Linked DNA regions of Homo sapiens: all the other regions are linked to region 2. Evidence: chromatin loops called from intact Hi-C (ENCODE). Cell type or tissue: ovary. All regions are shown on one strand. Links, peaks and the distances in the headings refer to the core of each region. The heading gives the core; the rest is flanking DNA. Region 1 holds the start of P2RX2 (purinergic receptor P2X 2). Region 2 overlaps NOC4L (nucleolar complex associated 4 homolog). Region 3 holds the start of LOC105370094 (a long non-coding RNA gene).

What was found. Hi-C counts contacts between places; a loop is a spot of excess contacts. Peaks named below come from ENCODE experiments on the same cell type or tissue, not always from the same donor. Only the 100,000 strongest peaks of a DNase experiment are listed, where the experiment ranks them.
Region 1: it touches region 2 in a loop (2.7-fold over the local background); 61 of 110 quality-filtered maps call a loop at or near these places.
Region 3: it touches region 2 in a loop (4-fold over the local background); 63 of 110 quality-filtered maps call a loop at or near these places.

What each region holds. Positions count from the first base shown.
Region 1 is chr12:132,617,735-132,626,205 of GRCh38, reverse strand. It overlaps P2RX2 (purinergic receptor P2X 2), which reads right to left and starts at 7,430. Exons shown (of 11, transcript NM_170682.4): 1 at 7,217-7,430; 2 at 6,632-6,767; 3 at 6,456-6,527; 4 at 6,287-6,362; 5 at 6,110-6,206; 6 at 5,859-5,939; 7 at 5,623-5,761; 8 at 5,075-5,205; 9 at 4,861-4,951; 10 at 4,666-4,731; 11 at 3,818-4,587. The coding sequence starts at 7,389. The coding sequence ends at 4,234. POLE (DNA polymerase epsilon, catalytic subunit) reads left to right here. Exons shown (of 49, transcript NM_006231.4): 46 at 1-89; 47 at 436-561; 48 at 1,212-1,301; 49 at 1,396-2,444. The coding sequence ends at 1,509. In ovary, for the core only: no CTCF peak of the experiment used is centred there; a DNase peak (open chromatin) is centred at 3,445; H3K27ac peaks cover 1,078 bases; H3K27me3 peaks cover 251 bases.
Region 2 is chr12:132,149,704-132,160,475 of GRCh38, reverse strand. It overlaps NOC4L (nucleolar complex associated 4 homolog), which reads right to left. Exons shown (of 15, transcript NM_024078.3): 10 at 9,435-9,495; 11 at 9,108-9,218; 12 at 8,832-8,992; 13 at 8,656-8,738; 14 at 8,279-8,392; 15 at 8,008-8,194. The coding sequence ends at 8,075. Among named protein-coding and RNA genes, the nearest start is that of NOC4L, 11 kb to the right of the region's middle. RefSeq lists an enhancer at 5,700-6,200. In ovary, for the core only: a CTCF peak has its summit at 6,444 (motif pointing left); DNase peaks (open chromatin) are centred at 6,457 and 9,355; H3K4me3 peaks cover 286 bases.
Region 3 is chr12:132,595,956-132,606,727 of GRCh38, reverse strand. LRCOL1 (leucine rich colipase like 1) reads left to right here. Exons shown (of 6, transcript NM_001195520.2): 2 at 464-581; 3 at 1,897-2,022; 4 at 2,144-2,266; 5 at 2,352-2,474; 6 at 3,324-3,577. The coding sequence starts at 477. The coding sequence ends at 3,326. It overlaps LOC105370094 (a long non-coding RNA gene), which reads right to left and starts at 10,543. Exons shown (of 3, transcript XR_001749425.2): 1 at 10,249-10,543; 2 at 5,411-6,661; 3 at 4,940-5,131. RefSeq lists enhancers at 2,471-3,097, 4,727-5,261, 5,262-5,797. In ovary, for the core only: a CTCF peak has its summit at 6,078 (motif pointing left); DNase peaks (open chromatin) are centred at 2,527, 6,127, 7,797, 8,577 and 7 weaker places; H3K4me3 peaks cover 1,886 bases; H3K27ac peaks cover 952 bases.

The DNA.
Region 1 (8,471 bases), core at 1-8,000, 470 kb before region 2:
GCCGCTCCTACGTGCTTCCTGAGGTCATCTGCCGCAGCTGTAACTTCTGCCGCGACCTGGACCTGTGTAAAGACTCTTCCTTCTCAGAGGTGCGGCTGAGCTCCAGCGGGCCCTTCACTGTGGAGCAGAACATCCGAGGGCACTGCGGTGTCTTGAGGGCTTCTGCAGCTCCAGCTCTGTGGGTCACACCTGCTGCCCCTCTGACTCACATGGATTGGCAACAGGCCCCTTCCCAGGCCTCCCCACACCATGTTCGGAATGTTGTCCTAGGAAGGGCTCAAGTGCAGGTGGGAGGCCAGAGTGCGTGCAGCTGCACTCAGGAGACTCGCCCGTCACCAGGCGCTTCTCACAGCCCCTTCCTCTCCTGAGATCCTGCCCATGGCACTGTGGTCTGGAGGCTGGGCTGGTGACCTCTCGCACTCTTGCTCTGCCTAGGATGGGGCGGTCCTGCCTCAGTGGCTCTGCTCCAACTGTCAGGCGCCCTACGACTCCTCTGCCATCGAGATGACGCTGGTGGAAGTTCTACAGAAGAAGCTGATGGCCTTCACCCTGCAGGACCTGGTGAGTCGTGCATGCCGCCTGCCCGTGTGCCCTGGAGTCCACAGGGGGGTTTCTGTGCACTCCCGGGAGCCGGGGTGTGTGCAGGTCCTGAGGCACGCCCTGGTGTCTTCCAAGGGGCCTGCCCTGCAGACCAGTCCATGCCCTGAGCCTGATGGACTGTTCTGTCCACACTGGTTGAGCACCTGCCTTGGGTCAAGAGCTGGCCTTGTGGGTGCTTCGTTCTAGCGGAAGGAGGCAGACACTCCCAAGTGTGAAGAGAAGGAAAGGAGGAAGAGGGAGTTGCACAGCTCGGCCACAGGAAGGTCTTGCCGAGGGGCATCTGAGCAGAGGCTGGGGGACGCGCCAAGCTGCCGTGTGGTGGTGCACGGCGTTCAGGCCTGCAGGATGGAGGGAGTGAGCAGGGCCTGGAGGAGGCCTCAGGACTGGGCATCTGGGGTGGAACATCCACAGCGAGGGTGGGTGTAGGGAAGGCGCTGGCACCGTGGGATGAGGTCGTGCATTTTACTCATAACCGAGGGCTGGCTGCACACAGCAGGGGCTCGAGGCTTACTGATGGGCCCACGAATGTGTCTCGCGAGCCTGTGAAGAAGCAGCAGGCAGGTCTGGCCAGCGCGGGAGGGCTGGCGCCCATCGGGGCTGCTCCCTTTCAGGTCTGCCTGAAGTGCCGCGGGGTGAAGGAGACCAGCATGCCTGTGTACTGCAGCTGCGCGGGAGACTTCGCCCTCACCATCCACACCCAGGTGGGCTCTCCCTCATCTGCCTCGGCTCAGCCTGGCCTCCTTGGCCTCCTCTCTGAGTGGACTGGGGTCTCACTGTGCCTGTTTATTCCTGCAGGTCTTCATGGAACAGATCGGAATATTCCGGAACATTGCCCAGCACTACGGCATGTCGTACCTCCTGGAGACCCTGGAGTGGCTGCTGCAGAAGAACCCACAGCTGGGCCATTAGCCAGCCCCGGGCCCCGGGTGCCTCTGCGTCCGTGCCAGGCCTCCTGATGCCAAGGCCACATCCCCGTGCTTCCAGTGACCAGACCACTGACCACCCTGACTGTCCAAACCTGTGACCCCAGGCCAGGGAACGGGGAGGAAACCAAAGAAAACCATTTTCAGGGAGCTCAGACGTCACAGGAGGGAGCGGGAGCAGGATGTGGCCCTGGCCTCGCCAGAGCACCTGAAGAAGCAGGCCGTGAGCGAGGCTGCGAGTGCCCTGGGCGCCGTTTCTCACGCAGTGAATGCTTTTCCAGGCCTCTGTTGCTTCCTGCACCACACCTGGTGGGGTGGGAGCGTCCTCTAGGTGCCCCTAGTTCTTTGTCCTGCCTCCCAGAGGGAGGAAAAGCCCCTGGGGGCTTCTGGCTCCCTGAGATTGGGCTCTGAGACGAGACGGGTTCCCAAGGCCCTGGTGGGGCTGGAGTCTCACCTGTTTGCATGGAGAAATGGGCTGGCCCCACAGCCTCACAGGAGCAGTTTGTGGGCTGGTTTCCCCAGGAATCCAGACCCTAACCCGTGAGAATCTGGATTTTGGCTTGTGAGCCCTGCTTATTTGGAGCCGGGTCTAGAGGGAACCCTCTATCAGCCTCAGGAAAACAAGACCTCTGTGCACCTCACTTTTGGCTCACTGCAGCCCTTGTCCTTCACCTCCACACAGGACCAGCTGGAAGCAGAAAGAAGAAAGGCCAATTTCACAGGGCACCAAACAAGTATGAAATGTAAATCAGAAATGCAGACACCCCAGACGAGAGCCTCACAGGAGGGAGGGGGCCCCACAGGCTCCCCAGGAGGCTCGTGTCTTTGGCCCAGAGCCAGCCTTAGTTTGTCCCTGCCATCTACTGTCTGAGGCCATCGCTGCTACACTTTGTTTTTATTTGTATTTCATACTGAAGTTTCTCTAGGTTGTCACTGTGTATTTGTGCAGAGCGCCTCAGATCGGGGACTGGGTACCACTGGGCACGTGTTTGGCCCCTGGATGCTGCTGGGGCCGCCTGCCTGGAGAAACCTGATGCCTGCTCAGATGGAGGAGTGCTGAGGCCTCCAGAGTGGAGATCAAATCAAATTAGGGCAAGCAGGGGAGGAGGGAGGCTGGCTGACTAGGCTTCATTCCTGGAAGCGAATCTGGAGAACCCTCAGGAATGAGGAGTGATGGGGCCAGGGGACAGCCGCTCGTCCCCCAGGAAGGCCACCTAGCAGGACCAGGGGTCGCCCGGTGCAGCCGTGGGCGCCAGTCAGCCTGGGTTCACTGTGAGGCTAGCTGCGGGCATTTGAGTAGTGGTGGAGGGGTCAGAAACGGGAAGCTCTGGCCCTGGTTCCCAAGCAGCGGCTCAACCAGAAGAGCCAGTTTCTCCAAAAATGAGCTGGATATTTGTGAGCCACACAGCATGTGCAGGCCGTGGGGTGACCTGAGGCCGATGCCCGAGGCTGGGAGGCCACAGTCAAGGGAAATGGGGCCCACGGAAGACATGTTCTCGCCACCTGAACACAGCGCTGGGATGAGGACTCTGGAGTTGTGCTGAGACCTCCAAACTCAGGCTTTAGGGTCAGACCAGGGTCGTCTTACCCGCCCTTCTCCGCTCTTTGACCTTTGGGCGTGGTGTTGCTCTCCTGAGACTGGGTTTCCCTTCAGAGGCAGGATGTCATCTGTCACTGGCACAGGTGACATCATGACGCTGTTCTGGGCTCCTCCCCCCACCCAGTGGGCACCAGTCTAACCACTGCAGCATCTGAGGATGCAGTAACCAGATTACCCCCAGGCCCTGATGCAGTTAGTGCTGGCTCCCGGGCTGGTGTCCTTCCACCCCCGCCTGGCCTGACTTCCCATCTCGGCATTCCTGCCCCCTCCCATGGAGTAGGAATGAACACTGGTCTGAGCACTGCTGTAGTCTGAGCTTTCGTTTTCCTTGTGTGCAGCTGTCCCGGCCTCCCTCCTATTTCTCTCTTCCTGAGTCATGCTGTCCTCCCACATTTTGAGATGAGCCAGCTTTGGTTTGGAGTCTGGGGTGGCCCTGTCAGAAGCAAGTGCACTGAGGAGGTGGCCTGGGTCCCAGTGCACTCCCAGCCTGGGCAGACCTGACCGTGGCCTGGCTGGCTGTGGGGACCATGTGTCATGGGGCAGGCAGACATGTGCCCTGCACACCTCGCAGGCTGCTTAGAGGGGAGATGACCCAGACAGAGGTCACCGTGCAGCCCAGCTCCAGGCCGACAGGGCCTGACATCCCATATTGACAGGCTCACGATGCTCCTCCCCAAGGAACGAGGCCAGAAGGTTCTGCTCACAGGTTTATTGGACTGAGTATGTTGTGACTTCTAAGGGAAGAGTCTGGGCAGATTCAAGGTTACAACGCCTGTGGGGTGGGGTGGGGTGGGGTTCCCAGGGCCCAAGACCGGGAGCAGAGCCCCTCAGAGCTCAGCTGGCTTGGGTTCCAGGTGGCTGTGAGAGGTGATGGGAAGTGAGCAGCCCTGTAGGGACCAGCTGGGGAGGAGGTGTCAGGGGCTGTATGCCAGGGTGGGGCACAAGCCTGGGGCCAGAGCGTGCCCCCAGCCCTTGCACAGGGATCCTGTGGTGCCCCGTTTCGTGGAGATGCTCCGCTACTGAGGTGCCCACGTCCACGTGCAGGTCCCTAGCTGGGGACTCTCTGGCCCCACCAGGCCGGGTCTGCAGTCCAGTGAGATGGAAAGGAGCTCAGAGTTGAGCCAAACCTTTGGGGTCTGTGGGTGTGGAGGCTTGGGCAGGCTCGGAGGCAGGAGTGTCCACCATCTGCTCAGAAGGGGCAGAGATGGGGCAAGGCCGCAGGGGCGGGAAGGCTGGGCCACACTCTGCCCCTTGTTGGCCCTCCTGGCCTGATGGAGGGCTGGGGTGCTGGTCCTCGGAGCGGTGGCCGGGTTCGGGAGGGGCCTGGCCCAATACACGGGCAAGGGTCACAGGCCAGCTACCTGAGGGGTGGCTCGGCGTACACACCTTGTCAAATTTCTTATGGCTGTAGACCTTGTTTTTGTTCATGAATGTTAGCAAGATCCAGTCGCACAGGAAGGAGCCCTGGGGCCAGCAGAGACCGGTGTGTAAGGGCCTGGTGGACCCCCCGCACCCGCTGGGACCCCAGAGAGGGTTCCTTACCACCCCGACGGAAGTCAGAGCTGTGGCCAGATTAATAATGGTGGGAATCAGGCTGAACTTCCCGGCCTGGGGAGAATGGGGGTCGTGGTCAGAATGTCTGACGGCGTCTGATGGGGCTTAAGGGAGGGGTGGGGCGTGAGGAGCTCAGACCCAGGCTAGCAGGGCTGGCCACCCACCCCCAGCAGGTGCAGGCACCTGTCCATGCACAATGACGTCAATGCGGATCCCGTAGGCCTTGATGAGCGTGCGGGTGGTGGTGCCATTGATCTTGTAGTATTTGGCAAACCTGCAATGGGAACGCCAGTGCCCACTCGTCCTCTGCACTCCAGGGCTGCCCCACAGGCATTGGGCCTCTCGGGACCCCACCACAGCTATGCCAGTGTGGACAGCGGTGTCCCAAGTACAGCACCTGAAGTTGTAGCCTGACGAGGCAGGCACGTGCTTGGGGTCAAGCCTCCGGAAGGAGTACTTGGGGTTGCACTCCGATGCAGGCAGGTCCAGGTCACAGTCCCAGTTGATAATGACCCCGATGACACCACCCTGCCAAGAAGGAGCCAGAGAAGGGGGTCAGGAGGGCACACGAGAGGCCCCTCGAGAGCCCGGGTCAGTCCCAGGCCAGGGAAGGGGGTCACAAGGGCACACGAGAGGCCCCTCGAGAGCCCGGGTCAGTCCCAGGCTGCATGTGAGGTGTGCACTGAGGGGCCCATGGGGCAGCTCAGGGGTACTGGTGGGCGTCCAGTGTCTGAGGCACAAGGGGTGCCAGCAGCCAGCCCCATGGCCAGTGTCAATAATTCAGCAAGCGCCACACCGGATGGGTTGCGCTGATCGCATTTCTTTTCCTCTGCCTGAGCGGGGCCAGCTGGTCAGGAGGGAGGAGGGACTGGTCCCCTGTACCCCAGGCCCTCTCTGTGCAGGTGGGAGCCCACCCTGGCCCCACCCTGCCTGCGCTTGCCCTGCCTTGTGTGCGAGCTCTGTGAAGCTCTCCCCAGCCTTCTCCACGATAAAGCCCAGCTTGAAGATGGGGCAGTAGAGGTCGGAGGCCTCGTGGAACGTGCAGCGCTTCAGGTACCCGTCTGTGCGGTCGGCGATGTTGCCCCTGAGGAGGCGGCAGGAGGCGAGACCTGCACCCCAAATACCCCATTCCCAGAAGGCAGCCCTCAGGCTGGGCCGTCACCACACCCCGCGGCTCTTACTTGGAGAAGTGGAATTTGGGGTAGTGGATGCTGTTCTTGATGAGGATGGTGAAATTTGGGGCCATCGTACCCAGAAATTGGCTGAGGAGGCACAGAAGGGTTGTTTAGTCCCCTCTTCCCGCAAAGCCCCCGCCTGGCATTGGCCCCCACCCCTCCCCAGATCTTGTCACTCCTGCCCCGCCCGTTTGGCCTCTGGTCAGGGGAAAAGGATCAGAGGGGAGGCTGGGCCCCAGGCCGGGGCGCAGGTGCACCTGACAGAGGCCCCATCTTCCACCGGGCACCAGCCGAACACCTCGCAGGTCTTGGAGGGCCCCTGGTAATAGGGCACACAGCGCCCAGTCCTCAGGCCTGGGAGGCAGAGGTCACTGAGGCATTAGCGGGGACGCAGCCCTGCCCCACCCGCCCAGCCCCAGCTGGCGCACACCGACCGTTTCCCAGCATGTCCAGCTCCCCAGCCACGCAGTCGGCGTCGGAGAGGCAGGTGGCGTTGTGGACCCTTATGCTCTAGGGTGGAGGCGGCCCAGTCAGGGACCCCGCAAGGGACAGCTGGCCCGCCTAGCTGAGGCGGGGTCCCCCAGCGCCGCGGGATCCCCTCACCTCGGGGCAGGTTCCCTGGGTCTGGGAGTGGGTGGCCTCGACCCTGGTGATGATGCTGAACACGCTGCCCCCCTGGGCTCAGAAAGAGGGGGCGGTCGGCCAGGCGGCAGCCGCTGCCCCCTCCGCCCACTAGGGTAGGGTGCACGGCGGGGCGGGGGGCAGGGGGCGGCCCGCACCTCGGGGGGCTTCACGTACTCCTCCACGTCCCACACTTTGTGCTCGGACGTGGTGATCCCCTTGACCTTGGTGATGATGGAGCTCTCGGGGCCCGTCTCGCTCTCCTGGTAGCTTTTCTGCACGATGAATACGTACCTGCGGGCAGGGGCGGCGCCGGCTCCGGAGGCGACCCTGGGAAGGCTGAGTCCCGCCCGCAGGCACGGCAGGGGCCCTCCCGCGACCCGGGTCCGCTCTGCGGGGCTCTTGGGGCCTGCCCCGCGCCCTCGGTCCCAGCCCCAGCCCCTGCCCCGCGCCCCCGGTCCCAGCCCCAGCCCCTGCCCCGCGCCCCTGGTCCCAGCCCCAGCCCCGCGCCTCCAGCCCAGCACCCCGAGTCCCAGCCCCTGCCCCACGCCCCCAGTCCCAGCCCCTGCCCCGCGCCCCCAATCCCAGCCCCTGCCCCGCGCCCCCGGTCCCAGCCCCAGCCCCTGCCCCGCGCCCCCGGTCCCAGCCCCAGCCCCAGCCCCGCGCCTCCAGCCCAGCGCCCCCAATCCCAGCCCCTCCCCTGCGCCCCGCACCCCGCGCCCCGCACCCCGCGCCCCGCGCACCACACGAAGTAGAGCAGGATGAGCAGCTGCACGGCGCGGTACAGGACCCCCAGGCGCCGGTTCCTCACCACGATCACCTTGGGCGTCTCGTAGTCCCAGAGGGCGGACCAGCAGCCCCGGGCCAGGCGCCGGGCGGTCGCCCCGGCGGGGTACTTGGGCTGGGCGGCGGCCATGGCGCGGGCGGCCCCCACCTCCAGGAAGGCGCTGCAGGGCTGAGGGTCGGCCCCGCTGCGCACCGAGAGCGGGGGGCGCGCGGCGGGCGGGTAGCTCGCGGCTCCGCCTCCGGGGTGCGGCCTCGAGCCCGCCCCGCCTCGCCCCGGCCCCGCCCCGCCCCGCAGGTGTCCCGGGAGTCCCGGGTGTCCCAGGTGGGGCTGGGAGCGGGGCCTCGCGGGGACAGAGCCGGGGGCGCGGCAGCCCAGCCCCAGCTCTTGGTCCAGGTGGGGGCCGAGCGCGGAACCGGCGGTCTCGAAGTTGGAGGGTCGGGATTCCCCGGGTGGGAACTTTTTCCGAGCTCGAGGAGAAAGACATGGGAAGTCCCGCCGGCCTCCGCGGCGCCCCCCACCCCGTCCAGGCCGGTTCCTGCCGCGGCTGCCGGGGCTTCGAGCGCAACCTGCACTCCCGCCTTTGCCAGCAGACGCCTCGCTTCCAGCTCCTGCCTCCGCCGCAGCTCCAGCCCTCGAGCTGGAGAGGGATCCACGGCCGATCCGTTTTCTTCTTTGCAAGCCAGAGTTTTCTTTCTTTCTTTCTTTCTTTTTTTTTTTTTTTGGTAACTTTTCGAACCTCCACCCCACCCACATTATTTTGAAGCAAATCCCAAGCATCACAGTTTTTCACAAAATAATTTTAAAATAGTTTATTATGATAAAATCAGCATAGCATGTAATTAACTATTTTAAAGTAAACAATTCAGTGACATTCACAACATTGTGCAACCACCACCGCCTCTGTTTCGTCCCCAAACACTTTCCCCACCCCAAAATAAAACTCCCATCCATTAAGCAGTCACGACCCGTTCCACACTCCTCCCATGCCCTGGCAACCACTGGTCGCTTTTCTGTCTCAGTGAATGGACTTGCCTGTTCTGGATATTTCATATCAAGGAAATGCAATATTTGTTTCTGGGTTAATGCCTTTTCTGTCTGGCTTCATTCACTGAGCATGTTTTCAAGGTTCATCCACATTGTAGCATGTGTCAGGGCATCACCCCTTCTTATGGCCAGGAGAAATGTCTAGGCTATCCAAAGAAGGAATTTAG
Region 2 (10,772 bases), core at 1,659-9,658:
GGCTCAGGGCCTGCAGATCTGGAAGAGGATGCCTGGTCCCGTGGCCCCCGCACCGTTATCTCTTCATTACTTTTTCCTCTTATCTACCCAGTTTCCATTCTCTCATGCAGCCGGAACCACTGGACTAGAATGACAGCAGGATCAGCCCAGCACCGCGCCACCGCCTCCCCGTCTGCCTGCCAGCCAGTAGGGCTTCAGCCACTCACCAGCTGTCCCAAGCAGCAAAGCCCGTCGGGCCTCGGGGAGCACTGTCTGTGGCAGTTCACAGCTCCTTCCCCGACACTGTCACGTGCCTGAGTGGCCCAGACAGCAATCGGCCAGCATGCTGAGCAGAGCTGGGAGCAGGGTGGACCTGGCAGAGCACTCCCCAGCTGGGGTGAAGAGGGCTCGCCCAGCGTGGGCATGGGCGGCTGCCTAGACACCCACGTGAGCACTGCCCAAGCTCTGGGGAAACGAATGAAAGAAGGAAAAGGGGCCGAGAGAGGCGAGAAGAGAACAATGCTGTTTCAGTCCCAGGTCCAATCACACCTGCTGCCAGCCCCATCTGTTCACATCTCATTCCCCAGAGCCCGTGGCTGTGTCCCCCACGGGGCAGAAGAGACTCTGCAGGTGAGACCGGCTGAGGGTCTAGCAGGGGGTCCTCCTGGATGACCCCGGCCCAGTTCATCACATGGTCCTTACAGGATGGAGGCAGGAGAGGCAGAGGGAGCAGTGGCCGCAGCAGCAGAGGTCGGGGTGACAAGCAAGGGACCATGCCAGAGCCCAGGAGCACAGCAGACTCTGGAGCCCAAAGAAGTCAGCAACGAGTCTTCCCAGAACCCCCAGAGGTGCCCAACCCGCCCACACCTCCACACCCCGCCCTTCCACGCCCAGCCCCGCCCACATCTCCATGCCCTGCCCACACCTCCATGCCCCTCCACGCCCAGCCACACCCCGCCACGCCCATACCTCCATGCCAGCCCAGAGCAAAGCCTCTGACTATGCCTTCAGGGGACCTGCCACCTGCAGTATCAGAACTCGGACCACGAGCCCCCAGAGAACAGTGCTGCAGGGGACAGACCCCGGGGGGCCACAGCGAACGGGGAGCTTCCCGAGGTCTTCGAGGGGCGCCATCGAGACAGACGTGGTGCGGAGCACACAGGGGCAGTGGAGGCTCCGCGAGGCACCATCCTCAGCACAGGATGCCACCACAGAGACACTGGGACTGGAGGCATTGGGAGGGCAGCGGGGCCCCAGGGGTCTCCTGAAGGTCACCCGCCCAGCACCCCCCAAGACAGGCGCTACCGTGTGAGCTCCCCACAGCTGATGCAACAAGTCACCACAAGCCAGTGGCCTAGAACCATGCATCTTCATCACAGTCTGGCAGCCAGGAGACCGAGATGCTGTCCTGAGGCAGGTGTGGGCAGGTTGGGGCAAATATGGGCAGGTGTGGGCAGGCGGGGCCCTCAGAGACTCAGGGAGGACCCATTCCTGCCTTTTCCAGCTCCCAGAGGCCCCTGCTCCACCCTCGGAGCCGATGGATAGTTCCGGCCTCCGCCCTCCTCTTCACGCCTCTGACTAGGACACCGGCCACCGGACTGATGGCCCACCCTGAATGCAGGATGATCTCAGCTGGCTCCTTAATCTGCAAAGACCCTATTTCCAAATAAGGTCCACTCGCCGATGCTGGGGGCCAGGACGGGGACATCTCTTTCCGGGGGACACGTTAGCCCCCGTGAGATCCGAGGAGTGAACCCCACCCCCTGTGAAGGCTGCGGGATGAGGGGTCCCCGTAGGCACCCTGAAAACACCAGCAAAGCTGGTGCAGAACATCTAGGAAGACCAGGCAGGGTCAGAGGCATTTTGGGGGCCACCGCGTCACACGTGCAGGGAGGGCGCTGAGGAAGGTGGGTGGGGGCCCAGGGCCTGCGTGTGCGCGTGTGTGTGTGCGCATGTAGTGGTGTGTGTGTGTAATGGTGTGTGTGTGTAGTGGTGTGTGCATGTAGTGGTGTGTGTACGTAGTGGTGTATGTAGTGGTGTGCGTGTAGTGGTGTGTGTGTGTGTAGTGTGTGTGTAGTGGTGTGTGTAGTGTGTGTGTAATGGTGTGTGTGTAGTGGTGTGTATGTGTAGTGTGTGCATAGTGGTGTGTGTGTGTAGTGTGTGTAGTGGTGTGTGTGTGTAGTGTGTAGTGGTCTGTATGTATAGTGTGTGCATAGTGATGTGTGTAGTGTGTGTAGTAGTGTGTGTGTAGTGTGTGTAGTCGTGTGCGTAGTGTGTGTGTAATGGTGTGTGCGTGTAGTGGTATGTATGTGTAGTGTGCATAGTGTGTGTGTAGTGTGTGTGTAGTGTGTGTGTAATGGTGTGGGTGTAGTGATGTGTAGTGGTGTGTGTAGTGTAATGGTGTGTGTGTGTAGTGGTGTGTATGTGTAGTGTGCATAGTGGTGTGTGTGTAGTGTAGTGGTGTGTGTAGTGTGTGTAGTGGTGTGTGCATAGTGGTGTGTGTTGCGTGTGTGTAGTGGTGTGTGTAGTGGCGTGTATGTGTAGTGTGTGCATAGTGGTGTGTGTAGTGTGTAGTGGTGTGTGTGTAGTGTGTAGTGTGTGTAGTGTGTGTGTAATGGTGTGTGTGTAGTGGTATGTGTAGTGTGTGCATAGTGGTGTGTGTGTAGTGTGTAGTGGTGTGTAGTGTGTGTGTAGTGGTGTCTAATGGTGTGTGTAGTGGTGTGTATGTGTAGTGTGTACATAGTGGTGTGTGTGTAGTGTGTAGTGGTGTGTGTAGTGTAATGTGTGTGTAGTGGTGTGTGTAGTGTGTGTGTAATGGTGTGTGTGTAGTGGTGTGTATGTGTAGTGTGTGCATAGTGGTGTGTGTGTGTAGTGTGTGTGTAGTGGTGTGTGTAGTGTGTGTGTAATGGTGTGTGTGTAGTGTGTGCATAGTGGTGTGTAGTGGTGTGTGTAGTGTGTGTGTAATGGTGTGTGTGTAGTGGTGTGTAGTGGTGTGTGTAGTGTGTGTGTAATGGTGTGTGTGTAGTGGTGTGTAGTGGTGTGTGTAGTGTGTGTGTAATGGTGTGTGAGTGTAGTGGTGTGTGTATGTAGTGTGCATAGTGGTGTGTGTAGTGTAGTGGTGTGTGTGTAGTGTGTGTGTAGTGGTGTTTGTAGTGTGTGTGTAATGGTGTGTGTAGTGGTGTGTATGTGTAGTGTGTGCAGTGGTGTGTGTAGTGTGTGTGTAATGGTGTGTGCGTGTAGTGGTGTGTGTAGTGTGTGTAATGCTGTGTGTGTGTAGTGGTGTGTGTAGTGTGTGCGTGTAGTGGTGTGTGTAGTGTGTGTAATGGTGTGTGTGTAGTGGTGTATGTGTAGTGTGTGCATAGTGGAGTGTGTAGTGTGTGTAATGTGTGTAGTGTGTGTGTAGTGGTGTAGTGTGTGCCTGTAGTGTGTGTAGTGTGTGTGTAGCGTAATGTGTGTGTAGTGGTGTGTATGTGTGTGCATAGTGGTGTGTGTAGTGTGTAATGGTGTGTGTGTAGTGGTGTGTGTGTAGTGTGTAGTGGTGCGTGTGTGTAGTGGTGCGTGTGTAGTGGTGTGTGTAGTGGTTGTGTGTAGTGTGTGTAGTGGTGTGTGTAGTGTGTGCGTGTAGTGGTGTGTGTAGTGTGTGTGTAGTGGTTGTGTGTTGTGTGTAGTGGTGTGTGTAGTGTGTAGTGGCGTGTAGTGGTGTGTGTAGTGGTGTATGCAGTGGTGTGTATGCAGTGGTGTGTAGTGGTGTGTGTGTAGTGTGTGTAGTGTGTGTGTGTAGTGGTGTGTGTAGTGTGTGTGTAGTGGTGTGTGTAGTGTGTGTAGTGGTTTGTATGTTGTGTGTGTAGTGTGTGTACTGTGCGTGTAGTGTGTGTAGTGGTGTGTGTAGTGGTGTGTGTAGTGGTGTATGTAGTGGTGTGTGTGTAGTGGTGTGTGTAGTGGTTGTGTGTAGTGTGTAGTGGTACGTGTAGTGGTTGTGTGTGTAGTGTGTGCGTGTAGTGTGTGTGTAGTGGTTGTGTGTGTAGTGTGTGTAGTGTGTGTAGTGTGTGTAGTGGTGTATGTAGTGTGTATGCAGTGGTGTGTGTGTAGTGGTGTGTGTAGTGTAGTGTGTGTAATGGTGTGTGTGGTGTGTGTGTGGTGTGTGTAGTGTGCGTGTAGTGGTTTGTATGTAGTGTGTGTGTAGTGGTGTGTGTACTGTGTGCGTGTAGTGTGTAGCGGTGTGTGTGTAGTGGTGTATGCAGTGTGTGTGTGTAGTGGTGTGTGTAGTGTGTGCGTGTAGTGTGTGTAGTGGTGTGTGTAGTGGTATGTAGTGTGTAGTGGTGTGTGTAGTGGTTTGTATGTAGTGTGTGTGTAGTGGTGTGTGTAGTGGTATATGTAGTGGTGTGTGTAGTGTGCGTGTAGTGGTGTGTGTGTGTAGTGTGTGTAGTGGTTTGTATGTAGTGTGTAGTGGTGTGTGTACTGTGTGTGTAGTATGTGTAGTGGTGTGTGTAGTGGTGTATGTAGTGTGTGTGTAGTGGTGTGTGTAGTGTGTGCGTGTAGTGGTGTGTGTGTGTAGTGTGTGTAGTGGTTTGTATGTAGTGTGTAGTGGTGTGTGTACTGTGCGTGTAGTGTGAGTAGTGGTGTGTGTAGTGGTGTATCTAGTGTGTGTAGTGGTGTGTGTGTGTAGTGGTGTGTGTAGTGTGTGTAGTGGTGTGTGTACTGTGTGCGTGTAGTGTGTGTAGTGGTGTGTGTACTGTGTGCGTGTAGTGTGTGTAGTGGTGTGTGTAGTGGTGTAGTGTGTGTAGTGTGTGTGTGTAGTGGTGTGTGTAGTGTGTGTAGTGGTGTGTGTAGTGGTGTATCTAGTGTGTGTAGTGGTGTGTATGTAGCGGTGTGTGTCATGTTGCATGGTGAGCTCTAACGACCCCAGCCCCCAACACCCAACTCTACCTCCTGCCACCCGGAGTGCAGGCGAGCCGTCCCCACCAAGTCCACACTGCAGGTTCACGAGCGAAATCAGTGCTGCTGCAGTTCCACACCGCTACGTTCTGAAGTCACTTTCTGAGCATAGACCCTGGCAGCACACTCTGCAGATGGGACAACTGAGGCCTGGGGCCGTGCCACCCTCCCAGCCGGGAGTGGAGCCCGCGCCGTTGGAGACCGGCATGGCCTTCACCGTGGGCTGCTGGCCCCAGTGGGGGAAGACCCAGACACCGCAGGGAACGGACACGCTCCTCGCTGTCCAGCGGGAATCGCTTACCGCCGGGGCCTTCGCCACAGCTCCCAGCACGACCGACGCTCGGGAAACGACTGCTGATTCTCCGCAGCTGATTTCCTCAACGCCAATTAAACGCTCCAGCGTCCCTTATCGCCGGAACGCGCGCTCCACAGCTCTTCAGCTATCCCTCATTACGGATGTAGCTGTGACTTCACTGTCCGGCAGCCGCGTTCATTTCCTGAAGGGAGACCCGGAATCGGGGGACGGGAGGAGAGGGAGAGACAAGACAGAGAGGGAGCGGGGGAAGCACAGGGGGAGAGAGGCCCCACTGGTGCGGCGCTGTTCTCCGTGTGCAGTGAGGACACCGCCGGGTACACGCAGGTGCCGGCTGGGTATTGGCCTCATAGGTGATTGAAGGGGCCCCTGGAATTTCTCTAAGATTCTGGAACTGACGGTGTCTCAGTCCGTCTGCACCACTGTTACAGGTTACCTGAGAGCAGGTAACTTCTAAAAAGTGACACTGTCTTCTCTCCAGTTCCGCAGGCCGGGAAGTCCAGGATGAAGGCACCAGCCTCTAGCGAGGGCCTCCTGGCTGCGCCCAACCTGACAGGAGGCCAAAGGCCAGAGAGCAGCCGGCTCAGCACCACGTGAAGAATCCACTTTTACAAAGGCCTGAATCCCATTAACAAGGATGGCGCCCTTGCGGACGAGGCACTCCTAACACCGCCTGGTGGGCAGCACCTGGATCTGGGAGGGCAGGCGCTCCTCCACAGCACAGGGGACGTCCCCGTGCTCTCGGGGATGGCGGCAACACCTGTATTTCAGAGGGCATGCGCTCCTCGGGGGCAGCACCTGGATCTCGGAGAGCACACGCTCCTCCACAGCACAGGGGACGTCCCCGTGCTCTCAGAGATGGGGGTCACCAGCCAGGGAGAGGGGACCTCAGGCGGTGAAGGAGGTCCCTGTTCATGCCCGGCTCATGCGGGGAACACAGGGAGCAGAGGACCGAACACGGTTACGTGGAGGTTGCTAGACACAGAGCCCCTCTGACGACAGAATCCAAGCCTGGCTGACTCGGAGGCGCTTTCACTCTCCTCCTGGCCTCGCCCATCATCCGAGATCCGCCTAACAGCCCAGCACAAACCCTCCGTGATGTCAGGAGGGAGGCCCTGGCTGAATCCGAGCAGGAAATACTGCAGACCCCGGCGAGGTGAAACCTAGCAGGGCAGCTCGGGCGCTGCAGGCCTGGGCAAGGCTGCAGCGGCCTCTGGTGGCCGCATGAGCTCAGGATGCCAGCACCTAGGCCCAGCCCTGCCCCAGGAGCCCAAGGAGGGCGGGGAGGGGGGCCAGGGCTCTGGAGCGTACCCGGTGTGACAGGCTGCCTGGGACACAGCAAGAGGACGGGCCCTGTCTGCCCTGCTGCAGCGGGAGTGCTGAGAGGGCTCGGGCGGGACAGCATGAAGAGTGGGGAAGGAGGGGCGCCTGTGCAGGACTACCACGCACGGGGTACCAGGGAAGGCCTCCCGGGGGGACGGGGACGGGACGTTCAAACCAGGGCAACACAGGGAAAAGCGGCAGAGGCCACAGCTGTGGCTGGTGCAAAGGCCCTGGGGCAGGAGCCAGTTCACTTGAGGAGCCCGCTGGGGCAGAGGGAAGCAGCCAGGGGGATGCTGGGAGCAGAGGCAACATCTCCACCATCACTCTGCCCCCCAAAACCCCGCTGGGCACACGGAGGGTCCCGGCCAATGCTGGGCCGGCAGGGTGACACCCCCAAGCCACGGCCAAGGCACTCCCCGCCCTCCCCAGCCACACCCACGCGCACCAAGCTCTGTTCCAGTGCCCCATCCCACCCTGTCCTCGAATAAGCAGACTGTCAAAAGGAAACTGGGGGTCACTGTGTAGACAGAAAACCTAGTTTGTTTGGTATAAATTTGGTTCCCTAAAAATAAACACCCCGATAACAAGGCTGTGCTGCAGCCGGACCAGCGCCTCCCACAGCGGGGGAAACTCCACTGCAGCTGGACCAGGGCCTCCCACGGGGGTGGGGGCAGGGAACTCCAGAGGGGCCCAGGCACTGCCTGTAACTCTACGCAGCATCTACCCGGAACTCTACGCAGTATCCACCCGGGGCCTCTACACAGCACCCACCCGGAATTCTACGCACCATCCACCCAGAACTCCACGCGGCATCCACCCGGGGCCTCGCGGGGCTCCCAGAACGAAGGCCAGATCGGCAGGACACAGCCAGCGTGGGATGCTGACACTCACAGGAACCCCCGACTCACACCAACCCCCCACTGACACCAACACCCCCCACTCAAACCAACCTCCCATTCACACTAATCCTAACCCACCCCCCACACACACCACCCCCCCATTCACACCAACTCTCCCCTCACACCAACACCCCCACTCACAACCAAACTCCCCCCAGTCACACTGACCCCCCACTCACACCACCTCCCCTCACTCCCACACACACCATACCCGTCTACACCACCATACACCTCCCACCACAACTGACCCAGGCAGAGAGAACCCCCCCAACCCTGCTCCCTCCCAGGTGTCTGGAGTGTAACCTCAGCAGAGGCCCCGAGCTCTGCCAACAGGGAGGTCACTGGGGCCAGGGGATGAGGGAGGCTGGGTGACCGGTGACACTGGTGGGCCGGAGGCCCTGGGAAAGACCACGCCTCAGGTTCCCCACCATCCCCTCCCAGGCTGTGGAGTCGGCAGGGGCCTCGCTTTGCCATGTGCCTGGTGGGCTCAGGCAGATGTGAGGCCCTCGGCCTGGCAGAGGCATCCAGCCGCCCCAGTCCACACTCCCTGAGCCTTTCTCCTGCAAAAACATTTATTCACAGGTGGGCTGGGGTCAGCTGAGATTTATTCACAGGTGGGCCAGGGTCAGCTGAGCGTGAAGTGCTGGGCACAGAGTTCACCCGGCCGTCCCAGCAGGCCCTGGGCTGGGATAAACTCCAGTGGCACCGGCTCGGGCCCCTTCTTCTTCAGGTCCCGCTCAAAGATCTGCAAAGCACAAAGCACGGCGGCTCTCAGGCTTGGCTCAGCGCCCCGTGGCCCAGACCCTCGCACCCTGGCCCAGTTCCGCACCTCGTAGGCCGTGAGCTCCAGCAGTGGCGCGATGCTGACCTCAGGCATGGACAGGGCCTGGTTGATGACGCTGGCGGCTTTGGACACCTCAGGGTGGTAGTGGCGCTGGAGGGCCTGGGGCAGTAGGGCCGTTAAGAGGCAGCTGCCCCAGGCCCCCGCCCTGTGCCCCCAGCCATGGCCTCCCTGTGCTCCCAACCAGAGTGGGCGGGGTCGGGACGGAGCCACGTGAGAAGGCCAAGCACCCAGCACCCACAAACCCAGGTGGCCAGCTGGGGACGCAACATGAGGCTATGCGGGAGGTGGCACGGGGAGCTGGGCTTTCTGAGGGGCCGAAGGATGGCTCGGGAGGCCCCAGGGTGTGGCAGCAGCGCCCTCACCTGAAGCTCCCACAGGGAGCTCTCCAAGGCCCGGCTCTGGGCTGGGTCCTCCTCTCCAGGGTCGTAGGGGTCGGCGTCCAACTCTAGGAATGAGACGTGGGCCCTTGTCTGCCGTCCACAGCACCAGGCACCCCCGCCCCAGCTCCAGCCCAGCCTCCGAGGGCCCCGCAACTCACCAGGGCCGTGTGGACGGTGCACGAGGACCCGGCAGGCAGGGTGCCGGCGCAGCAGGTTACAGATGAAAGGCAGGACCATGAGCAGGGCCTCAGGGGGAGCCGTCAGGGCCAGGCGGGCCAGCCGCTTGGCGAAGGCGGCCACCAGGTAGGCGGGGAGGTGGCTGGGCAGGGCAGTGGTTGTGAGACAGGGCCCGGACTGCTAGCCCCCACCACCCTCCCCTGGCCCCAGGCTGCAGCCGCACAGAGCAGGGCAGAGCCAGGTGCCCTGGTACTCACGAGGAGGACAGGAAGAGGTCAGCCAGGTGGAAGAAGCGGGCGCGGTACTTGACGTGAAAGACAGAGGGGTCCAAGAGGCCGTAGAGCTTCCGGTAGAAGTCAGGGTACTCCCTGCGGGCCGGGGGGAAGGAGCAGCGGATGGAGCAGGGCCCGGGAACTGAGGCCTCCAAGGCCAGGGTCTCACTCGGCGCCCCTTCCTCCCGCCCAGGGACTCCAACACCATGGCCTGTGAGGAAAGCGGGGACCCCGTGGGGCAGGGTGGGAAGGGGACAGAGGAGCAGGGCTGGGCAGACTGGGAAGAAGACCTGCACCCCTGGTGACACTCACAGGTTGTGTTTGTGAATCAAGATGAACAGCCCGTTCAAGGCCAAGAGGCTGAGGGCCCCCCCTGCAGACAGACAGACACAGGCTGGAGCTGCAGTGACCTCGCTCCCACCCTACCCCCTGCCCACACTGAGTGTAAGTCTGTGGAGTGTGGCCTCTGCCCCTGCTGTCCCCTCCCACAGCCCCCACGGACACAAAGCTGGAGACCACATGCAGGGCAGGGGAGTGGGGGGTGGAGGCAGTGGGATCGGGGAAGAGGTGCTGCGGGGTGGGGGTTGGGGGTGTGAGCGAGGCGGCGGCACTCACCGAGGGGATTAGGGGTGTGGTGTGAGCGAGGCGGCGGCACTCACCGAGGGGATTAGGGGTGTGGTATGAGCGAGGCGGCGGCACTCACCGAGGGGATTAGGGGTGTGGTATGAGCGAGGCGGCGGCACTCACCGAGGGGATTAGGGGTGTGGTATGAGCGAGGCGGCGGCACTCACCGAGGGGATTAGGGGTGTGGTGTGAGCGAGGCGGCGGCACTCACCGAGGGGATTAGGGGTGTGGTGTGAGCGAGGCGGCGGCACTCACCGAGGGGATTAGGGGTGTGGTGTGAGCGAGGCGGCGGCACTCACCGAGGGGATTAGGGGTGTGGTGTGAGCGAGGCGGCGGCACTCACCGAGGGGATTAGGGGTGTGGTGTGAGCGAGGCGGCGGCACTCACCGAGGGGATTAGGGGTGTGGTGTGAGCGAGGCGGCGGCACTCACCGAGGGGATTAGGGGTGTGGTGTGAGCGAGGCGGCGGCACTCACCGAGGGGATTAGGGGTGTGGTGTGAGCGAGGCGGCGGCACTCACCGAGGGGATTAGGGGTGTGGTGTGAGCGAGGCGGCGGCACTCACCGAGGGGATTAGGGGTGTGGTGTGAGCGAGGCGGCGGCACTCACCGAGGGGATTAGGGGTGTGGTGTGAGCGAGGCGGCGGCACTCACCGAGGGGATTAGGGGTGTGGTGTGAGCGAGGCGGCGGCACTCACCGAGGGGATTAGGGGTGTGAGCGAGGCGGCGGCACTCACCGAGGGGATTAGGGGTGTGGTGTGAGTGAGGCGGCGGCACTCACCGAGGGGATTAGGGGTGTGGTATGAGCGAGGCGGCGGCACTCACCGAGGGGATTAGGGGTGTGGTAGGAGTGAGGCGGCGGCACTCACCGAGGGGATTAGGGGTGTGGTGTGAGCGAGGCGGCGGCACTCACCGAGGGGATTAGGGGTGTGGTGTGAGCGAGGCGGCGGCACTCACCGAGGGGATTAGGGGTGTGGTGTGAGCGAGGCGGCCGCACTCACCGAGGGGATTAGGGGTGTGGTGTGAGTG
Region 3 (10,772 bases), core at 1,218-9,217, 450 kb before region 2:
CGGTGGCTGTCAGCAGCTGGGGAGGGAGGAGCGAATAGACGGGGCACGGGGATGTTTAGGGCATCGGATCGGCTTTGCAGGATACTGAAATGGCAGTTATGAGAACGCACTCACCCAAACCCGCAGCAGGCACACACCGGCTGAGCTGTGGACTCCGGGTGATGATGGCACGTCCCTGTGGGTCTATCAATGGTGGACAGATGTGTCACACGAGTGCAGCATGTTTATAATAGGGGAAACTGAGGCAGGGGAAAGAAGGTGGCATATGAGAATTATATTTTCTGCACTTTTTTTGTAAGCATAAAACTGCTTTAGAAAATAAAGTCCATTAAGTTTTTAAAAGTCTGTCTTGCAAGAGAAAGGATCGGGAAGGGATGGGAAGGGAGTGGGGAGGCCAGCACCAGGTGCCAGGCAGGACAAGGCTGGCGTGGACACACTCCCACACAATCCTGGGTCTCTGCAGGTCCACACACCCGATGGCCGGCCCGGGGTGGACGCTGCTGCTACTGCTGCTGCTGCTGCTGCTGCTGGGGTCCATGGCAGGGTATGGGCCACAGAAGAAGTTGAACCTGTCCCATAAGGTGGGTGCCGGGCACCCCTGATGCCCCTGCAGGCCCCACACGCGCCATAAGGTGGGTGCCGGGCGCCCCTGAGGCCCTTGCAGTCCCCACCCGCGAGGGCTGCCACTTTCCGTCAGGAGGGTCTCAAAGGGACACAAAGCGCCTTCCTGGATGAAACCCTCCCTGAGGCTGCACTCGCTCTCCTGGCCACACGCCCGGCTGTGCTGCCCAAGCACACTTGAGGCTATGGGACGGCGACCCCAGCACCAGGAGCAGCCCTGGGGCCACCACGGCCACCGTCAACCAGGCAGGAGAGAGCGGGGCCACATGGGAGCTGCACCAGTGTGCACTTCTGTTTTTGAAAATATACCCATTTTTCTTTTTTATTTTATTACTTTTTAAATTGTGTGCGTGTGTGTGTAAGAGAGAGAGAGAGAGAGAGATGAAGCCTCGCTCTGTCGCCCAGGCTGGAGTGCAGTGGCACGATCTCAGCTCACTGCAACCTTCACCTTCTGGGTTCAGGCGATTCTCCTGCCTCTGCCTCCCGAGTAGCTGGGATTACAGGCGCGCGCCACCACGCCTGGCTAAATTTTGCATTTTTGGTAGAGATGGGGTTTCACCATGTTGACGAGGCTGTTCTCAAACTCCTGACCTCAGGTGATCCACCGGCCTCACCCTCCCAAAGTGCTGGGATTACAGGCATGAGCCACTGCGCCTGGCCAGAAAATATACCCACTTTTAATAAAAAGTTGTTATTTATGTTAACATGCAATGGGATTACTGTTTTTATCTTAAAATTCTCTCAGTTTTAGGGTGGAATCCAGTAACGTCAATAGACATAGCCTCATCCACAACACTCTGAGCAAACAAGACCAGAGGTCGCGCACACAGCAGCACCTTGCGTGTGTGTGGGTGGGGGGTGGCTACAAGCCGTGGTGCAGGGGGGAGGCCTGGCTCTCAGCTCACCTCTGCCAGCTGTGCAATCCTGGGCACCTTGCTCGCCTTCCCTGAGCCTGTTTCTTCTCCTGTAAAATGCCAGGCACTGGGCTGGCCTGAGAGCTTCACCCATGCTCTGCTGCTGCATCCTTGCCCTCAGTGCCTTGGTTTACCCTCTTCCACGTGGCTCACAGTAGACATTCCCTTTCTCAGCCCCGGGCCCCCAGCACTGACCTGCCAGAACCACGGCAGTCTGGGTTTGTTCCAGAAACTTCTCAGGAAACCCAAGTTTGAAGGATGGTGACACAGGGGAGCCAAGGAGAGGGCAGGCCTTTCCTGAGTGCTGAGTCTGCAGGCCCTGCCCAGGAACAGGTGAGCGAGCTGGTGAGTGGTGTTTCAGGGCATCGGGGAGCCATGCAGGAGACACGAGGAGTGCCAGAGCAACTGCTGTACCATCAACAGCCTGGCCCCACACACGCTCTGCACCCCTAAGACCATCTTCCTGCAGTGCCTGCCCTGGAGGAAGGTGAGGTGCGTGCAGGGGCGGGGGTGGAGGAGCGAGACTGCCTGTGGCCCCCTCCTACCTGCCCCTGAAGAGCCAGGGAGTGGATGGTGGGTGCAGGGATGACGCGTCTCCTGTCCCATAGCCCAATGGGTACAGATGCTCGCACGACTCAGAGTGCCAGAGCAGCTGCTGCGTCCGCAACAACAGCCCGCAGGAGTTGTGCACGCCCCAAAGCGTCTTCCTGCAGTGTGTGCCCTGGCGCAAGGTGAGCTGCGGGCACCCGGGGCAGATGGAGCAGGGGTAGCCGGAGACAGCCCCTCTCCACGACTGCTGCCTGGCTGCCTCCCCAGCCCAACGGCGACTTCTGCAGCAGCCATCAGGAGTGTCACAGCCAGTGCTGCATCCAGCTGAGGGAGTACAGCCCCTTCCGCTGCATTCCCCGGACCGGGATCCTGGCCCAGTGCCTGCCCCTGGTAAGTCCCGGGCGGGGGCTCAGCCTCCAGGCCCTCCCTTGGCCGCCACAGGGAAGTCGCACAGAAACACAGCAACTGGACCGGGACCGCGGCTGTGAGAGGTGGGCTCTGAGCACCCAGGCACCCCTGCTGGGAGAGGCCGGCGCTTCACCGCCCATCTCATAAGGTGGGGGCCGCAGAGAAGGCTCCTGGGCTGGCACTGAGCCCACCAGGCCCCGCAGGGCACGGGTGCCCGGTCAGAGACCGTCAGAGCCTGCGGAGCCGCGGGGAGGGGGACCCAGGACCATCCCCCGTGGGAGCTGGGGTTGGACGTCTTCAGGCCGGAGAGGGAACAGCCTCACCAGCCCTGGAGGAGGAGGGTCCTGGCTTCTCCCCTCCCTCCCCCGACCTCTGCTGTGGCTTTTCCTGACGGGAAATCCATGGGACAAGCCGTGCTCGGTGCAGGCTCCCGCTCTGCTGAGCCCTGGGGCCAGGGGAGGGGGCCAGGTCGCCAGCGGCGCAAACGCGGTGGGGGCGCAAGTGCGTGTTTGCTGGAGCCCAGAGCTCCCGTCTGGGGTGAAAGGGTCGTGGCACCCAGAGGTGAGGTTTGTTCACAGCCCTCGGGTACCACCAGGCGCCCTCGGGTACCACCAGGCGCCCTCGTGGGCGCTGGGAGCAGCTCCGGGCGCCTGGCGCGGCTCGTGGGCGTCCCTCTCGCGAGCTGAGCGTGGGCGTCGGCCTCTGGGTGCTGTCCCGACCCCCACGAGGCTGGTGCCGGGAGATGCTGTGGCCCCGGGTTCCCGTCCTCCTTCCGCGGCCGCTTCGAGGCCCGTCCCCTGCACGTTTCCTCAGCTTTGGCTTCTCCTTCAGTGATGTGAGCTCGAACCTGGGCGCGAGGGACCGGCCTGGGCCCTGGGATGTTCACGCAGGACCGCGTTGCGCGGGGGCTGGTTCCAGCGGAAGCTTCCCTTACGGTTTGTGCTGCTGTTTCTGGGGCTCTGAAAATCTGTGGGAACTGAAAGGCTGTGACCAGCCTGGTGGCGCGAAGTGTCTGTGAGAACAAATCCCAGGCACTGGGGTGTAGCCTGATTGTTAAACATCAATAAAGGCTCCTGGCCGACTGAGCAGCCGTGTCTCACCCCTTCTGTGTTTTGAATAATAAAAGCATAAAATCTGAAGGAAACCTGGAGGTCACAGAGAGGTGGCGTCGGCTGGGTCCGTGCCAGAGCGGCCTTCTGGGAAGCCTGGGGAGGCACAGGCCATGCTGTGGGAGGCGAGGCCAGGGCCAGAGTATCGGGTTTGCTGTCACCTCCCCACACTGCAGGGGCGTCAAATAAAGGGGTGCAAGCCCGTGTGGTCACCGCAGGTAAAAATCGCTCCCTCCCTGTCCCTGGCACGGGCAGTCCTCAGCACATAGGCACCCGCGTCCGGGACGCAAGCCCAGGCCCCTTCCCCTTCCCCAGGCCCTGGCTGAGCTTCCATGGTCACCTCCCCTCCCCTCGGAGGATCCCTGGTTCAGGCCGAGAACTCTTCTGGCCGCTGACTCCCCAGGGCAGCACTGGGCTCTGCGCGGCTGGGGGCGGGTCTCTCTGCCTCGTTCGGTTTCTGATTCCATCTGCCTGACCTTCCCGGAAATGCCTCCATCCCCAGCCCACCCCATCCCTGCCGTTTTCAGCCTGGGCTGCTGTGTATTTGTTTTTGTCTTGTTCCCGAGTCCTTCCCTGGCACGTGGGTCTTCCTTTCCTAACTAATCATAAACGATTTCCATCTCTGTGACTGCCGGACCATCTGAGGCTCCCCCAGGAGAGACCTGCAGGGGCAGGAACACCTGGCCGCGGTCAACTCTGCACAGCCTGAAGTTACATAGTTTTGGCGACTTCCTTAAGAAAAGTCATATGACATTATGAACACAGTGTTAGGCCTAAAACTGAACATACTTACGGTGAAAGACCCAGCACACCATGAGTGTAGGAAGCTCACATAGGCAGCATCACACACAGAATCGGAGGCTCACACAGGCGGCGTCACACACAGAATCGGAGGCTCACACAGGCGGCGTCACACACAGAATCAGAGGCTCACACAGGCGGCGTCACACACAGAATCGGAGGCTCACACAGGCGGCGTCACACACAGAATCGGAGGCTCACACAGGCGGCGTCACACACAGAATCGGAGGCTCACACAGGCGGCGTCACACACAGAATCGGAGGCTCACACAGGCGGCGTCACACACAGAATCGCACAGCACGTTTTTTACCCTAAAGTTCCTGACTGCACAGCCTTGGATCACGTTTACAAAACGGCAATTTGGTAACGTTTTCTATGGGAGAATGGAAAATCAACTTAGTCTTCCCACGGATGGGGCTGAGCGATGTTTTCTGTGGATACAAGTTGCTCAGGTGTGAACCTCCCTGGGCGTGTGTGGGCGACAGACACAGCCTCCATCACGCGATTCCCATAAGAAGTCAAAACAAACCTCCATCCTGATTAGAAGCTGCTGAGAACTGAATTTTCCACGCATACCTCTACCTGTCTGAAGCCGTCCCACACCCCAGTGTCTAGATCCGGAATCTTCAAACAGGATTGCCCAATGCCAGCAGGACACGTCGGAGACACCATCAGGCTCCTACCTTCATGTTGATGTCAGATGGGTGAGCCCAGCACGGGGGCCATCCCTATGTGGGTGAGCTGAGGTTTGCAGGCTGTCCCCACAGAGGTGAGCCAGGGCTCGGGGGCCGACCCCACGGGGGTGAGCCAGGGAGTGGGGGCCGACCCCATGGGGGTGAGCCAGGGAGTGGGGACCGACCCCACGGGGGCGAGCCAGGGCTCGGGGGCCGTCCTCACGGGGGTGACCCAGGGAATGGGGGCCGTCCCCATGGAAGTGAGCCATGGCGCGGGGCCCATTCCCACGGGGGTGAGCCCAGCAACACCAGGGAAAAGCTTCCTCAACTCACCTTCCCCACAGGTAGCTCCCGGCTGCTTGGCGCTCCTCCTCCCGCAGAGATACCGGAAGCACACGGGGGCCGTGCCGAGTAGGGACAGGTCTTGACCCAGTACAGTGAAAAGATCTTATTTTCCCAAACTTCACAGAAACATCAACCGTGTGTTTGTCAGAGTCAGTTGGCGGCAGACGCCACACCAACATGGGGACAGGGGCGTCTACGGTGAGGGGTTGTGCGCTGGTTCCAGGAGGAGCAAAGTGAGCCCAGCAGGCAGCCCCCAGGGTGGATGCAGAAGGGGTTCCCTGCCTGGCGCTCGGGAGACGGTGGGGCCACAGCCACTGATTTGGAGAAGCTCTCTGGGTTGAGGCCGGGGGCCCACAGCGGGGCCAGCAGCACTGTGCGCTAGAGGGAAGCACCTCTGGGTCTACGCGGCCAGGGGAGCCACTGAACCGGGAAGCCCCCGCTGCACCCACCCATGGCAGAGGGGCTGCCGGTGGGCAGTTCCAGAACCATCTATCAGTGTGAGGCTGCCGGCCCCAGGATACCGATGATCCCCCCATCTGTCCAAACCCCTCGAATCCTGTTTGTTGTCATGTTGGGTCAACTTCACTATGAATTTGGAAGTCTAAGAAAATTACAAAACGAAACAACATCGTGAAAGGGCGTCAGACGCCACCGCTTCTGAGTGCGCCTGTCCGTTCCTTCCACATGGGCGCCCTCTCCCGGCCTCTGCCTGGCTGTTCCTTCCGCATGGGCCCCCTCTCCCGGCCGCTGCCTGGCCAGAGTGTGGCCAGGGTCCGCCCCTGCTCCTCAGGGACACAGCCTTGCTGTGGACTGATCGTGTCCTCGCATTCATGGGTTCAGGCCCTGAGCCTCAGCGTGACGGGACTGGAGTGGGGTTCTGGGAGGTGACTGAGGTTTTGATGAGGCCGTGAGGGGCCTTACGAGAAGGGAATTCACGCCCTTGTAATAAGAGGCTCCAGGTGACCATGGTGGTAAACAGTCACGCACTGTGAGAAAAAAGAGACAACAGAGCCGAGCGTGCCAGCTCCCCCTGCCCTGCCATGCCCACCTGCCGGGGGAGGACGCCCTGGGAAGGCAGCTGCCTGCAACCCAGAGGGGGGCCCTCATGGAGCTTGTCCTGCTGGCACCCGGATCTCAATGTCATTATTTTAGCTGCTGGGTGTGTGGTGTTCCGCACGGCAGTCCAAGAAGGCTGAGACGATCCTTGTAGCGAAATCCTGAGAAACCGTTGCTTCCACCCTAACAGTGAGAACAAGCCAGATACGCCGCAACGTGATCGTTGTTATTTTGACCACTCATCCTCAAGTTCTAACAAAATGATAATTTTTAAAAGACAGAACAGAATAGGTAAACATAACCCATCAAACTTGAAAGCATCTGGAAGAAGTGTGGCTCCCAGCACTTCGGGAGGCTGAGGTAGGAGGACTGCTTGAGCCCAGGGGTTTGAGACCACCTTTGGCAACATACCAAGATTCCATCTCTACAAAAAATACAAAACTTAGCTGGGTGTGGTGGTGCATGCTTGTGGTCCCAGCTACTAGGGAGGCTGAGGCAGGAGGATCACTTGAGTCCAGGAGGTCGAGGCTGCAGTGAGCTGTGATTGCATCACTGCCCTCCAGCCTGGGCAACAGAGCAGGAACTTGTCTGAAAAGAAAGGGCCGGGCGTGGTGGCTCATGTCTGTAATCCCAACACTTTGGGAGGCCGAGGTGGGCGGATCACAAGGTCAGGAGATGGAGACCATCCTGGCTAACACAGTGAAACTCCATCTCTACTAAAAATACAAAAACAAAATTAGCTGGGCATGGTGGCGGGCGCCTGTAGTCCCAGCTACTCAGGAGGTTGAGGTGGGAGAATGGTGTGAACCCGGGAGGCAGAGGTTGCAGTGAGCCGAGATCACGCCACTGCACTCCAGCCTGGGCGACAGAAGGAGACTCCATCTCAAAAAAAAAAAAAAAAAAAAAGAACAAGTTGTGTTGGTTTGGTTTTCCGGTTGTTTTTTCTTTTTTCTTTTTCTTTCTTTCTTTCTTTCTTTTTTTTTTTTTTTTGAGACAGAGTCTCGCTCTGTTGCCCAGGCTGGAGTGCAATGGCGCGATCTCGGCTCACTGCAACCTCTGCCTCCTGTGTTCAAGCGATTCTCCTGCCTCAGCCTCCCGAGTAGCTGGGATTACAGGCGCGGGCCACTACGCCCGGCTAATTTTTGCATTTTTTTTCAAGATGAAGCCCCCCCGCACAGTGCTCTAGTCCCCGGAGGGGCCATCAGCTCCAGGGAACGTGTAAAGTGCTTTGTGGCTTTAATAACGCGGTGGGGGAAGGCGGGCGCTTGCTGGTGTGTAATGTCTGCCGGGGGAGATGGAAGTCTGCAATTGCAGGAGGAAACTCGGTCTCCGCACAGCTGCCCAGTGGAGGTTCAGCCGTGAAGGGTCCCGAGAGCCCGCGGTCTGGGCCCAGGTGAGGAAGCGACTGTGAGGGCTGTGGCCACCGTAGGGACGCCAGGAGGCCAGGACCCTCACTCACAGCAGAGGAGGCCAGTCAGCCTGGTCGCTAGGAGGGTTTCTCAGAGCAGGAAGAGCAACAGTGAGGATGCAAACTTGGAAACCTCCTGCATCCTGACTGTGGGTGGAGAGGAGGGGCGCGCGGAGAGGAGCAGGGGCGCGCGGAGAGGAGGGGCGAGCGGAGAGGAGGGGCGCGCGGAGAGGAGGGGCGAGCGGAGAGGAGGGGCGAGCGGAGAGGAGGGGCGCGCGGAGAGGAGCAGGGGCGCGCGGAGAGGAGGGGACGCGCGGAGAGGAGGGGGCGCGCGGAGAGGAGGAGGGGCGCGCGGAGAGGAGGGGGCGCGCGGAGAGGAGGCGGGGCGCGCGGAGAGGAGGGGCGCGCGGAGAGGAGGAGGGGCGCGCGGAGAGGAGGAGGGGCGCGCGGAGAGGAGCAGGGGCGCGCGGAGAGGAGGGGCGCGCGGAGAGGAGGGGCGAGCGGAGAGGAGGAGGGGCGCGCGGAGAGGAGGGGCGCGCGGAGAGGAGGAGGGGCGCGCGGAGAGGAGCAGGGGCGCGCGGAGAGGAGCAGGGGCGCGCGGAGAGGAGGGGCGAGCGGAGAGGAGGGGCGAGCGGAGAGGAGGAGGGGCGCGCGGAGAGGAGGAGGGGCGGGCGGAGAGGAGGGGCGAGCGGAGAGGAGGGGCGAGCGGAGAGGAGGAGGGGCGCGCGGAGAGGAGGGGCGAGCGGAGAGGAGGAGGGGCGCGCGGAGAGGAGGAGGGGCGCGCGGAGAGGAGGCGGGGCGCGCGGAGAGGAGCAGGGGCGCGCGGAGAGGAGGGGCGAGCGGAGAGGAGGAGGGGCGCGCGGAGAGGAGGGGCGCGCGGAGAGGAGGCGGGGCGCGTAGTGAGCACTTCAGTAGACGGTGCGATGGCAGGATGGACAGAGACAGAGAAGGAGAGACACAGAGACAGAGACACAGAGAGATACACAGAGAGAAGGAGAGACACAGAGACAGAGAAGGAGAGGCAGAGACAGAGAAGGAGAGACAGTCAGAGAAGGAGAGACAGAGACACACAAAGACAGAGACAGAGATACACAGAGACAGAGATGGAGAGACAGAGACAGAAGAGACACAGAGACAGAGAGACAGAGATACACAGAGACAGAAGGAGAGACAGAGACAAAGAGACACAGAGACAGGGACACACAGAGACAAGGAGAGACACAGGGACACAGAGAGAAGGAGAGACACAGAGACAGACACATGGAGACAGAGATACACAGAGACAGAGGAGAGACACAGAGACAGAGACACAGAGACACGCAGAGACAGAGGACAGAGACAGAGACACACAAAGAGACATAGAGACAGAGACACACAAAGAGACACAGAGACAGAGACATACAAGGACAGAGACACAAAGAGAGAGACAGAGAGAGTGGGGGGAGAAGAAGAGAAAACCCCAAATTTGTTTTTCACCAAATAGAACAAGGTAGACAAGCGTTGAATTGACAAAAGAAATAGCAATCAGCATTAGAAATGTGACAGGTAAAAAAGCCACAGAAAAAAGGAAGATTTAAAAATTATAAACAGGCCAGGCGCAGTGGCTCACACCTGTAATCCCAGCACTTTGGGAGGCCGAGACAGGCAGATCACGAGGTCAGGAGTTCGAGACCAGCCTGGCCAACATAGTGAAACCCCGTCTCTACTAAAAATACAAAAATTAGCCAAGCATGGTGGTACATGCTTGTAGTCCCAGCTACTCGGAAGGCTGAGGAAGGAGAATCACTTGAACCCGGGAGGCGGAGGTTGTGGTGAGCTGAGATTGCACCACTGCACTTCAGCCTGGGCAGTAGAACAAGACTTCATCTCAAAAAATAAATAAATAAATAAATAAAATAAGCTAACATCACTAGGTGCAGTGGCTCATGCCTGTAATCCCAGCACTTTGGGAGGCTGAGGCGGGTGGATCAACTGAGGTCAGGAATTTGAGATCATCCTGGCCAACATGGCAAAACCCCGTCTGTACTAAAAATACAAAAATTAGACGGGCGTGGTGGTGGGCGCCTGTAATCCCAGCTACTTGGGAGGCTGAGGCAGGAGAATCGCTTGAACCCAGGAGGTGGAGGTTGCAGTGAGCTGAGATCGCACCATTGCACTCCAGCCTGGGCAACAGAGTGAGATTCCGTGTCAAAAAGAAAACAAAAACAAAAACAAAAGCTAACATTGAAGAAAATCTAGTAATTGAATATTAAACTCTTCCGCATACACCTACAGCAAGCATCATACTTTCCTGGAAGCATTAGGAACGTCCCCACCAAAGACAGGAGCAAGGAAAGTCATGCCCGCTGCCCGTCCTACTCACCGTGACCGGGAAGTCCCAGCTGGCGTCAAAAAGCACAGGAGACACGTGAGACCACCACGACGACCGATGAGCCACCCCTGATGGCGCTGGCCCAGTATCTTCCTGGGAAGAAAGAAAAGCACTGGAAACGCTGCTGGAAGGCGTCAGAGGGGTCAGCCGGCCTGTCAGCAAGGGCAGGTGAGGCCATGCTGCCTTGAGGAGCAGCCCTGCTCCCAGGGTTGGGACAGCCACACGCCCTTGCCGTCCAACGTGTGCCCCTCGGGCGCCCTGCTCTATCTTCCTCACCGAGAGCCAGGCTGCTGGAGATATCCTTGTAATGTCACCCTTGGAAACATTCCTGGCTGCTGTGTCAGAGAACACGAGAGGCTCTGGAGAGGATGATGCCAGCGCTGAGTGCTCCGGGCCCAAGGCAGCGCACGCTCCCCAACGGGCCTGTAACCAGAACAGCCATGAGGGCTGGACGCACAGTCCTGCGTGTGCTCGCGGTGTGGGGAGCTGAGTATACCTGGCAAGTGGAGCATCTG